2 separate regions of the Homo sapiens genome follow, and region 1 is linked to region 2. A link is an interaction called in ENCODE POLR2A ChIA-PET data of the cell type or tissue named here. Cell type or tissue: MCF 10A. All regions are shown on one strand. Links, peaks and the distances in the headings refer to the core of each region. The heading gives the core; the rest is flanking DNA. Region 1 overlaps LOC107985255 (a long non-coding RNA gene). Region 2 has its middle 26 kb from the start of MIR29B2CHG.

Region 1 (5,383 bases), core at 176-5,175, 1.1 Mb after region 2:
GAATTGTAATTTTTATTGGAATGATGGCTCTCAGCCTTGTCATTATTATCCTTGAATTTGATGTTTGATTTTACAGATAGAATAGCACTACTGTTAGCTGTTGCTGTGGTTTGAATGTGTACCCCAAAGTTCATGTGTTGGAAACTTAATTCCCAATTCCAGTGTTGATGGCTGTCAGCCTTGTCATTATTATCCTTGAATTTGATGTTTGATTTTACAGATAGAATAGCACTACTGTTAGCTGTTGCTGTGATTTGAATGTGTTCCCCAAAGTTCATGTGTTGGAAACTTAATTCCCAATTCCAGTGTTGAGAGGTAGGACATTTAAGAGGTGACTAGGTCCTGAGGACTCTTCCCTCAAGATGGATTAAGGCTGTTATTGCAGGATTCGGTTTGTTATTGTGGGAGTAGATTCCTGATTAAAGGATGAGTTCATTCCCGTACCTCTTCCCACATCCTCTCTTTCATGCATGTGCACTCTTTTTTTTTTTTTTTTTTTTGAGACGGAGTCTTGCCCTGTCACCTAGGCTGGAGTGCAGTGGCGCAATCTCAGCTCACTGCAACCTCCACCTCCTGATTTCAAGCAATTCTCCTGCCTCAGCCTCCTGAGTAGCTGGAATTATAGGCAGGTGCCACCATGCCTGGCTAATTTTTGTATTTTTAGTAGAGATGGGGTTTCACCATATTGGTCAGGCTCATCTCGAACTCCTGACTTCAGGTGATCTGCTGCCTCCGCCTCCCAAAGTGCTGGGATTACAGGCATGAGCCACCGCACCCGGCCCACATTTCCTTTATTTCCTTTTTCTCCCCTTTCTACTGGTTTAGGAATTAAACATTGCATTCCTTCCTCCCTTTTTTGGTATTTGCCTTTATAATGCTAATGCACAAAGTTAACTAAATCTATGACTAATCAATATCTCTCTTATACGACTGAATTAGAGGAATATAGAGTAATTAAAGTCAATTTCTCGCTATCATCCATGATATTGTGTCATAGTTTGATTCTGCTTAGGACTGATACATGTCCCCACCCTTACGTACACATGTGATTCGTATATGCCCACAAACATTCATCATTCTACCACTGTGGCTTTGAGTTTCTTGTTCATTTCTGGGACTTTGTGATATTTCCTTCTTCCTGCTTTCAATTTCAGCTATACAGTTTAAGAAAAGGTTTGTGTTCTATCTAAGTCAGCATTTCTTTTTTTTTTTTTTTTTTTTTGAGATGGAGTCTCACTCTGTCACCCAGGCTGGAGTGCAGTGGCGAGATCTCAGCTCACTGCAAGCTCCGCCTCCCGGGTTCACATCATTCTCCTGCCTCAGCCTCCCAAGTATCTGGGACTACAGGCGCCCACCACCACACCTGGCTAATTTTTTTGTATTTTTAGTAGAGGCGGGGTTTCACTGTGTTAGCCAGGATGGTCTCGATCTCCTGACTTTGTGATCCGCCTACCTCGGCCTCCCAAAGTGCTGGGATTACAGGCGTGAGCCACCGCACCCGGCCTCTAAGTCAGCATTTCTATATATTTGGAGCAGAATGAAAGGTTGATTACTTCTGCTTGGCCACCACATTGATCAGAAGTTTCCTTTTATTAATCTTTGCTTTTTTTCAATTCTTGAAAGCTCTCTGGCACATAGAGGATCATCCATACCATTCATTCATTCAATAATTATTTAGTGAGCATCTCCTGATGGCTGGTGCTAAGCCCTGGAGTTAGGAAAATTCACTTCAGTGTGTCTGGAAAATGTTTATTCTGTGGTTGAAAAGATGATAAGAGGGTGTGTTTTTCCTTGGGTGCTGTTATAATTATCTCTTTTAGTTAAACATTCCTAGGGACTAATGCACTCCTAAAATGAAGTGGACTGTTGTAAGAATTTCCACTCTATTAGGAATGACAGTAGAGTTTTGATCCCAGTAACCCACCTCAGGGAAAGCCTGTGTAATTGAAATTTACCAATAAATTTAAAATTCATTTTAGCCAAGAGACCTCACCTCATTTTTCACCCACTCTCCCCTCTCTCCTACCCTCTGATGCACCCATATACTCTTCAGGGATCTCTGCTTCATCTGGCATGAAGTCAGCTCGGGTGCTATTTTACTTTCATTTTCTATTTCTCATTGTTCACAGTGTTTGTCTCTCCCTCCCAGAAGCCTTCCACCACAGAGTAAGAACATGCAGGAAATCAGTGTGTCTTGAGCAATTTCTAAGCCTCGCTGGGAGGTGCAGCAAAGCAATAGAAAAACAAGGAGAATCAGTCTCCCAAGTTTTCCTCTCACCACACCTTCCCTCCAGAAGTACTTGACCTCCATCAGCCTCCCAGAGCTGGCCCTCCGGCTCTCTGGAGCTCCCTGACAGGTCCCAGGTGGTGAATATCATCTGCTTCTTGTTAGAATTCTGCCCTGTGTGAGCAGGTTTTAGAAGCAGCCTTTGAGAGCTTGTTTGCTATCAGCCCTCTGACACTTCTGTCTCCTTCACAGACACCCAGTAATTGGGTCCTCTTGGGTCATGAGCTACAAACACTTCTCCACTTACTCTACAAAGTTTTTTTTTCTTTTATCAAACATAGATTTGCAGCTAAACTGTTCCTTTGTCATGCCCAAGGTGTAAAAACCCATCTTATTTTCTTTCTGGTCTTTGGCTCAAAAAGAGAAGTTTTTCTTTTTGAGTGGTCCCAGCCCAGATGGCAAAATGAACTTTAAATTTACCAAGTTAATTATTCCCTTGTGCTACGTTGTTTGAAAAAAAGCCCATACATTTAAAATTATGAAATGAAATGTCATTGTAACTCTCCTAGCAGATTTTAATTTGATATTGTGATTAATAATGATATCATGGTGTCAAAGGTGTATTGGATAAAGAAAATACGGTACATATACACCATGGAATACTATGCAGCCACATAAAAGAATGAAATAATGTCCTCTGCAGCAACATGGATGCAGCTGGAAGTCATTATCTTTTTTTTTTTTTTTTTTTTTGAGATGGAGTCTCGATCTGTTGCCCGGCTGGAGTGCAGTGGCACAATGTCAGCTTACTGCAACCTCCGCCTCCCAAGTTCAAGCAATTCTCCTGCCTTAGCCTCCCGGGTAGCTGGGATTACCTGTGCACGCCACCATGCCCAGCTAATTTTTGTGTTTTTAGTAGAGACAGGGTTTCACCATGTTGGCCAGGATGGTCTCAATCTCTCCACCTTGTGATCTGCCCGCCTCGGTCTCCCAAAGTGCTAGGATTACAGGCATGAGCCATTGCACCTGGCCGGAAGTCATTATCTTAAGCAAACTAACACAGAAACAGCAAACCAAATACCACATGTTCTCATTTATATGAGGGAGCTAAACTTTGGGTACAGATGGACATAAAGATGAGAACGACAGACACTGGGGACTACAAGAGGGGAAACAGAGGGAGAGGGGAAAGGGTTGGAAAACTACCTATTGGGTACCATGCTCACTACCTGGGTGATAGGTTCAATTGTACCTGAAACCTCAGGATCATCCAATACACCCATGTAACAAACCTACACATGTACCCCCAAATCTGAAAGAAAAATACAAAAAGAAAAAATAAATAAATGAATAAATCATGATGACAATCATGATATAATAGCAATGGGATAGTAATGGCTACAGTTATTGTGTGTGTGGCAGGCACTTGCTAGATGCTTCCCATGCTTTATCTACGTTCACACTAACAACATTATGAGGTCATTTCTGTTAATTTCACCTTTTTACAGATAGGAAAAATGAGGCTTAGGGAAGTAAATTACCTTGTCAAAAGCCACAGATAGTATGTAGTGAAGCTGGAATTTAAGCCCCATAGCCTGGATCTGTAACCACCATGTTGTGCTACTTTCTGAATATCCAACAAATATTTTGTTAGGTTAAGCACAATTTCAGTGCCAGTAACCACAATTGTAAGTAATACACCATCATTTCTGGCAAGTTCACATAAAAACCAACCACTGAGTCGTAGAAGGAGAAAAAATTAACCAGGCAAAAGTTGTCAAAGTATTTCTGGTAGAAGAGGCTGAATGCATGAAGACAAAGATCAAAAACCAGTAGAGATAATTCTGGTAACCACAAGGAGTTTATTGTCATAAGGCTGGAGATTTGGATGAAGGGGTAGACAGGAGCAACACAAGAAAGAGCCTGGCATACCATGATGGTCCTCTGGGAGTCTTTGAATATAATCAAGATATAAGAGTCACCCTGATTTGCATCCTATAGAAGAAAGAGCTATAGGCAATTCAGAAGTGAATGCAATTAAGTCCTGATATGCTTCTATTATTCCTGAAATAGCTCTGATTTCCATGGAAGAGAAGTTTAAATTCTAACCCTGAGATTGTGTATCGTGCTTCTAGAGGCTGGGAGACTACTGATGGTCGCTTGTATTTCATGGGCATTAAATGATCTGAAGAACAGAGTTCTGGACTGGAACAAAAATTGGGGACTTTTCACTCAACAAACTTTTTTAAAAACATGGTTATAATGTGTCATGCTCTATGACAGTTGCTAAGGATACCAAGTCAAATAAGAATGGAAGCTACCACTCATGAATGTTATAGTGACTTGAGAGGCTGAAGCTGGAGGATCACTTGAGCCCAGGGGTTGAATGCAGCCTGGGCAATATGGCAAGATCCTGTCTCTTAAAAAAACATTAGGAGGGACGTTCCTAGATGGCCAGATAGGAAGAGCTCCATTCTACAGCTCCCAGCGTGAGCGATGCAGAAGACAGGTGACTTCTGCATTTCCAACTGAGGTACCGGGTTCATCTCACTGGGGCTTGTTGGACAGTGGGTGCAGCCCACGGAGTGTGAGCCGAAGCAGGGTGGGGCATCGCCTCACCTGGGAAGCGCAAGGGATCGGGGAATTCCCTTTCCTAGCCAAGGCAAGCTGTGACAGATGGTACCTGGAAAATCGGGACACTCCCACCCTAATACTGCGCTTTTCCAATGGTCTTAGCAAACAGCACACCAGGAGATTATATCCTGCGCCTGGCTCAGAGGGTCCCACACCCACAGAGCCTCACTCATGGCTAGCACAGCAGTCTGAGATCGAACTGCAAGGTGGCATCGAGGCTGGGGGAAGGGCGTCCACCATTGCTGAGACTTGAGTAGGTAAACAAAGCAGCTGGGAACCTTGAACTGGGTGGAGCCCACTGCAGCTCAAGGAGGCCTGCCTGCCTCTGTAGACTCCACCTCTGGGGGCAGGGCATAGCTGAATAAAAGGCAGCAGAAACTTCTGCAGACTTAAAGTCCCTGTCTGACATCTTTGAAGAGAGTAGTGGTTCTCCCAGCACAGAGTTTGAGATCTGAGAACGGACAGACTGCCTCCTCAAGTGGGTACCTGACCCCCGAGTAGCCTAACTGGGAGACATCTCCC
Region 2 (5,383 bases), core at 253-5,252:
GGAAATGCAACTTTCTATGTGGTACAATGGTTAAGAGTATGGCCTCTGCAACTGGAATCTCAGTTGTGTGACCCTGGGCAATTATAAGATTTCTCTGAGTCTCAGTTTCCTCACTCGAAAATGGGAATAATAATAGCACTTAACTGATAAGCTTATATGAGGAATAAATGAGCTAGGCCATGTGAAGTGCTTAGAACACTATATGGCACACAGTAAACACTTGGATATTAGCAGTTTTTATTTTTATATAACCCCAAAGATGCCAGCACTTAATATGCCAGAAACTTCAAGAGTCCCTGCTCCAGCCTGCATAACCAGTATCCCAAGAGTACCTTTGTAGATGAGTAGTGATAGCATGTAGCCCCAACTTCAACATAGCTAACAAAGAATAATATATTCCTGTGCAAAGCACTATATACAATTCTAATATTTTCACATGGGTTAAACTTAGGAATATCACTAAGGAAATGGATACCCAAAGCTACCGAGGAGTGAAAATCTTCATAATACGTATATCCAACAATATATAAAGTGCTTCCTACAAACCATTAAGACAGGCAACCCAATAGAAAAATAAGCAAATGATCTGAAGAGGCATTTTGCAAAGAGGATACACAAATGGCCACTATCCTCAAAACGCACATTCAGACTACAGTACAATATTACTACATACCCACCAGAATAAGTACAATGAAAAAGGAAGATAATATCAAATATTAGCAAAAATTTGGAGCAACCAGAACTTGCCTACTTTGCTAGTGTGAGTATAACTGGTACGACTGCTTTGGCACTACTATTAAAACTATGATCCAGCAACTCCACTTCTAAGTTTATACCCAGCAGAAATATATATGTATATACACAAGTATGTATATGTATGTATACATACATTCAGGTATGTATATGTATGTATACATACATTCAGGTATGTATATGTATGTATACATACATTCAGGTATGTATATGTATGTATACATACATTCAGGTATGTATATGTATGTATACATACATTCAGGTATGTATATGTGTATATATCCATTCACCAAGACATTCATATTTACAGTAGCACTGTTTGTAATAGCCAAAATCTGCACACAGCCCAAATATCCATCAATGGTATACAAATAATAAACTGTGGTCTATTAATATGGAATACTACACAGTCATGAGAATGGAAAACTACAATGGCACAGAACATGGATGAATGCCACAAGCAAAATGATGAGTGAAAGAAACCAGACTCCAAAAGAGAACATACTGTGTGATTTCATTTATATGAAGTTGAAGAGCAGGTGAAACCAATCTGTGATTGTAGCATTCAAAATAGTGGTTACCCTTGGAAGGGTGGTTTGTAACTAGAAAAAAATGCAAAGTATTTTCTGCGGGGTTTGGTTTGGTAGTGTTCTGTTTCTTTTCCTGATCTGGGCACTGGTGACAGGATATGTACGCTTTGTGCCGAACACTTATGATTCATTCACTTTTGTGCATGCATGTTATACGTCAATAACAATATTAATTTTTTAAAAAAGGGCCAGGTGCAGTGGCTCTCACCTGTAATCCCAGTGCTCTGGGAGGTCGGGGTGGGAGGATTGCTTGAGGCCAGGAGTTCAAGACCAGCCTGGGCAATATAGAGAGATCCCGTCTCTATTTAAAAAAAAAAAAAAAAACTACCCAGGTGCAATGGCGTGTGCCTGTAGTCCCAGCTACTCAGGAGGCTGAAGAAAGAGGATCACTTGAGCCCAGGAGTCGGAGGCTGCAGTGGCACTCCATAACGGCATCATAGCACTCCAGGCTGGGCAGCAGGGCAAGACCCTGTCTCTTAAAAAAAAAAATTAATACGACTAATAAAAAAAAAACGCTAACAAGAAAAAATCTAGGAGAAAATGGACTTTTATCCAATGGGTTGTTTCCCCAACACCAATGAATTTTAGTGTCTACACTCTCTGCTCACAAAATCTGAAGGACACACATATTTCTGAGCATTTTCCTATTGCATTTTAATAAATGGCAGAAATGTTACTCTACAAAGCTTCAATACCATAAAAAATAAACATGTTTTCAAAACTCCAAATTCATTTGTCAAGCTTTATGTTCTGTGAGACCCCGTCTGAAAATGTCTTCGGGTTTTATAAATGCATGCTGAAATATAAAGTAACTTTTATAAGAAACAAGATTTTTAATGAGACAGAAGTGGTTGGGCCAGGGGTGAAGGGAGTGAAAACCAAGAAGATGGAGGAGACGAGACAATTCCCAATCAGCAAAATTCAAGGCTTAAATTTCCAGTGGCTGCCAGAGCCCTGAAGTAACTCTGGGCCTGGAAGCCAGGAAGTCCAAGCTGAAGCTACGGACTCAAAGACAAGCTCAGGATCTGGGGGCAAGATGGCAGCTGAAGTGTGGAGACTCAGACACAGGCAAAAGAATCCAGAATGCTGCTGGATGATGACTATAAGCTACCAGGAGGTTATGAGAGGAGTGATCTGCACTTCCTGACCCGGCTCAGGAAACAGTGGCTGGGCGTGGGCAGCCTTGGGTACATAAGGAAGTGACTTCAGCCGATCATGGAATAAGAGGATGTAACCTTGGGTGTGCTCTGACCTGCAGCAGGGATGAGCAAGCCGGGCTTACCCAGAGGTTCTTTCTCTACTGGGTGTGAGTTTCTAAATATACACACACTCATCTGTTCAATCCATTCAAATATTTACCCTCATTGAACAGGACTTCTGAGGCTTTTGGTTTCGACTGCCCTAGTTGCCAGCTAAGACAGCAGTAATCTAGAACCTGGCTCCTGAGCCCACCAGTACCATCTCAGTCCCTTGCATGAGAAGGGGAGTAGTGAACCCGAACTCCAAGAACAGCAAGCACTTGCCATATCATCCATTCCCCAGTGACTTCCACTAGCAAAGGGAGACTTTTAAAAAGAAAAAAACCCAGGCAACTCCAAAGTCATTTGTAAAATGTTATTTACTCTCCTCCTAAGTAGAATGACCTTCCTAAACTGTCTGGTTTGGGCTTATCAAAAAAAAAAAAAAAATATATATATATATATATATATATGTATGTATTTGCCTCCTCAAAAACAGGGACTTTGAATAAGTTTTGTGGCCAGGGGAACAACACTGAGACGCAAACTGGAGGCAAGGATGTCAAATGCACCCAATGAGAATATCTATCCCTCTCCCTGCCAATCTCCTCTCTCACCACTCCCACCACCTCTTCTTTCCCCAAATCATAAAGTGTCACTCACACCTTCACCCTCTGACATGACGATTAGAGAGTCCAGGTAGTGGGGTCACATGGAGAGAACCTTGAAACTTGTCGTGAATTTTTAAAAGTCAGCACATTCTAGAATTCACACACAGTGACCCTCCCTTCACTATCTAGAGCAAGCAAAGGTCCTCACTTTGGGAGACTTCTCATTTCCCTGTTCTGGCCTTAAAGCAGCCCTGCCAACTGCAGAAGAACGGTGCTGGCAGATGAGAGATGCACCAGGCTGTTCAGGCATCTGGCCACAGGTTGAGTCTTTCACCTGGGAAATAACATCATGTTCTCCACGGCAATGAGTATGTGTTTCCTGAGTTTAAGAGAACTTTAGCAAGCAGAACTCAGTTCTGCAAGGCAGAACAAACTTTAGCTACAGAGAGAAAGAGAAGGAAAACAGCTCCAGGCTAGACTCTGATCATTCCCACATGAAGCCTCCTTGGAATGGCTTCCTGGTTGCCCTTAAAGTTCATCTTAAAGGTACCAACACCTAAATCATAGGCTTATTTAGGTGCACCAGAGACACAGCTGCACAAAGCCACCCGCATGACCTGGGATACGTGTGTGCTTACAGGGGGATTCTATGGGAAACTGGACCACAGGAGCTTTAGCGATGGCTTGGAAACAACTTCCTGAAGGCAATATTGTTAGATGCCGAAGTATTTCACTACCAAGGTTCCCCATAAATACTGAGGAGAGAGGGGAGCAGTGGACGAACGAAGAAGGCAATGACTCAATAGTTCCTGGTTTCAAGTTATTTCCAACAGATGCAGAGAGCTGGATGAAACGACCATTTCATTTCTACATTGGCCATTTCATGGCCATTTCTGCAAAACTGTCCCCCTATACCAAGGTTTCTCAACCCCAGCACGATTGATATTTTGGACCAACAACTCTGTTGTAGGGACAGTTGTTCTGTGCATTGTATAATATTCAGCAGGATACCTGTTTTCTACACACCAGATGCCAGTAACACCCTTCCTGCAGCCCAGTTATGACAACCAAAAAATGTCTCTGGACATTGCCAACTGTCCCCTGGGAGCCAGAGCTAGGGAGTACAGAATTGCCCCTGGTTGAGACCCACTGCCCTACACTAACAAATCATGTTTGATCCTAGTCCTGGGTGAAGGGAGTGAAAACCAAGAAGACCAAGGAGATGACACAGTTCCCAATCAGCAAAATCCAAGGCTTAAATTTCCAGTGGCTGCCAGAGCCCTGAAGCCTTCACTCCCATAGGCATGATCCCAGTCCTGGCCTCTCAGTGTAATCATCCACTTTGTAAAGAGTTGAGTAAATTTAGCCTGGTCATTATCTCCCAGGGCATTAAGAAAACAGAAGCTCCTCCAGACAAGTCACCACCATCAGATCTGAGGAGTGGGAGAGGGAGCCAGCAGGGGAAGATGTCCTGTCACCCACAGACCTCCACTCTTTAATCCCACAAAACCCACCTCTTCCAAGATACATCGACACCAGGGCAGAGACTCAGCCAACCAAAGAGAAACTCCCAACTGTCCAAGAGTCTCACAGCCACTGTGTCCCCATCATAATTCACTTCAGTTGTTGGGTATACAAATACCATCTACGTGGCTAAGTTTCTGGGAGGAGGGAAAGTACATCTCAGTCCCTCAACACTTGTTCGACTAACCATCCCAGCTCCTGGCTTTCCTCCACTTGTCCACCTTGACTGAAAGGTGTCCTTGGTGCCAGATGCCCTAAAGAAAATCTACCAATGCTAGGGTCTTGCCCTCCAGGGCCTTGGGAGTCAAGGTTGGCAGCATTGGCTAAGAGGCATAAAAGAAGGTGAAGGTACTGAAGTGGAAATTCCAGACACACAAGGGAGAGACAGACAGATGGATGGAAGACTAAGTCCAAGGGACAGCATCAGTGGTGGGGGTGGAGCCAAGTCTTCAAGGGACAGAGTCAGGGAGGCCTGTGGGACAGGCTGACAAGCTTCTGGGCTTTGGAAAACGGAAGATCCTGTGTAACCACACACTTTCCCAAGCAGAGATGATGCTGACTGTGTTACTGACTGTAAATCTAGTCCACTCAGGGCTGGGTTTGGCTCACTCTGGGCCGGCCCCCCACCAGCTACAGTTTTGCTAAATTTAGTGCTGTTCCCAGCCAC

What was found. Peaks named below come from ENCODE experiments on the same cell type or tissue, not always from the same donor. Only the 100,000 strongest peaks of a DNase experiment are listed, where the experiment ranks them.
Region 1: POLR2A ChIA-PET joins it to region 2 with 5 read pairs; 1 of 35 experiments calls an interaction of 5 or more read pairs at or near these places.

What each region holds. Positions count from the first base shown.
Region 1 is chr1:208,986,789-208,992,171 of GRCh38, forward strand. All of the region lies in intron 1 of LOC107985255 (a long non-coding RNA gene), which reads right to left. Among named protein-coding and RNA genes, the nearest start is that of LINC01774, 17 kb to the left of the region's middle. RefSeq lists an enhancer at 1,970-2,269. In MCF 10A, for the core only: no CTCF peak of the experiment used is centred there; a DNase peak (open chromatin) is centred at 2,153.
Region 2 is chr1:207,845,876-207,851,258 of GRCh38, forward strand. No RefSeq gene overlaps it. Among named protein-coding and RNA genes, the nearest start is that of MIR29B2CHG, 26 kb to the left of the region's middle. In MCF 10A, for the core only: no CTCF peak of the experiment used is centred there; DNase peaks (open chromatin) are centred at 1,426 and 2,526.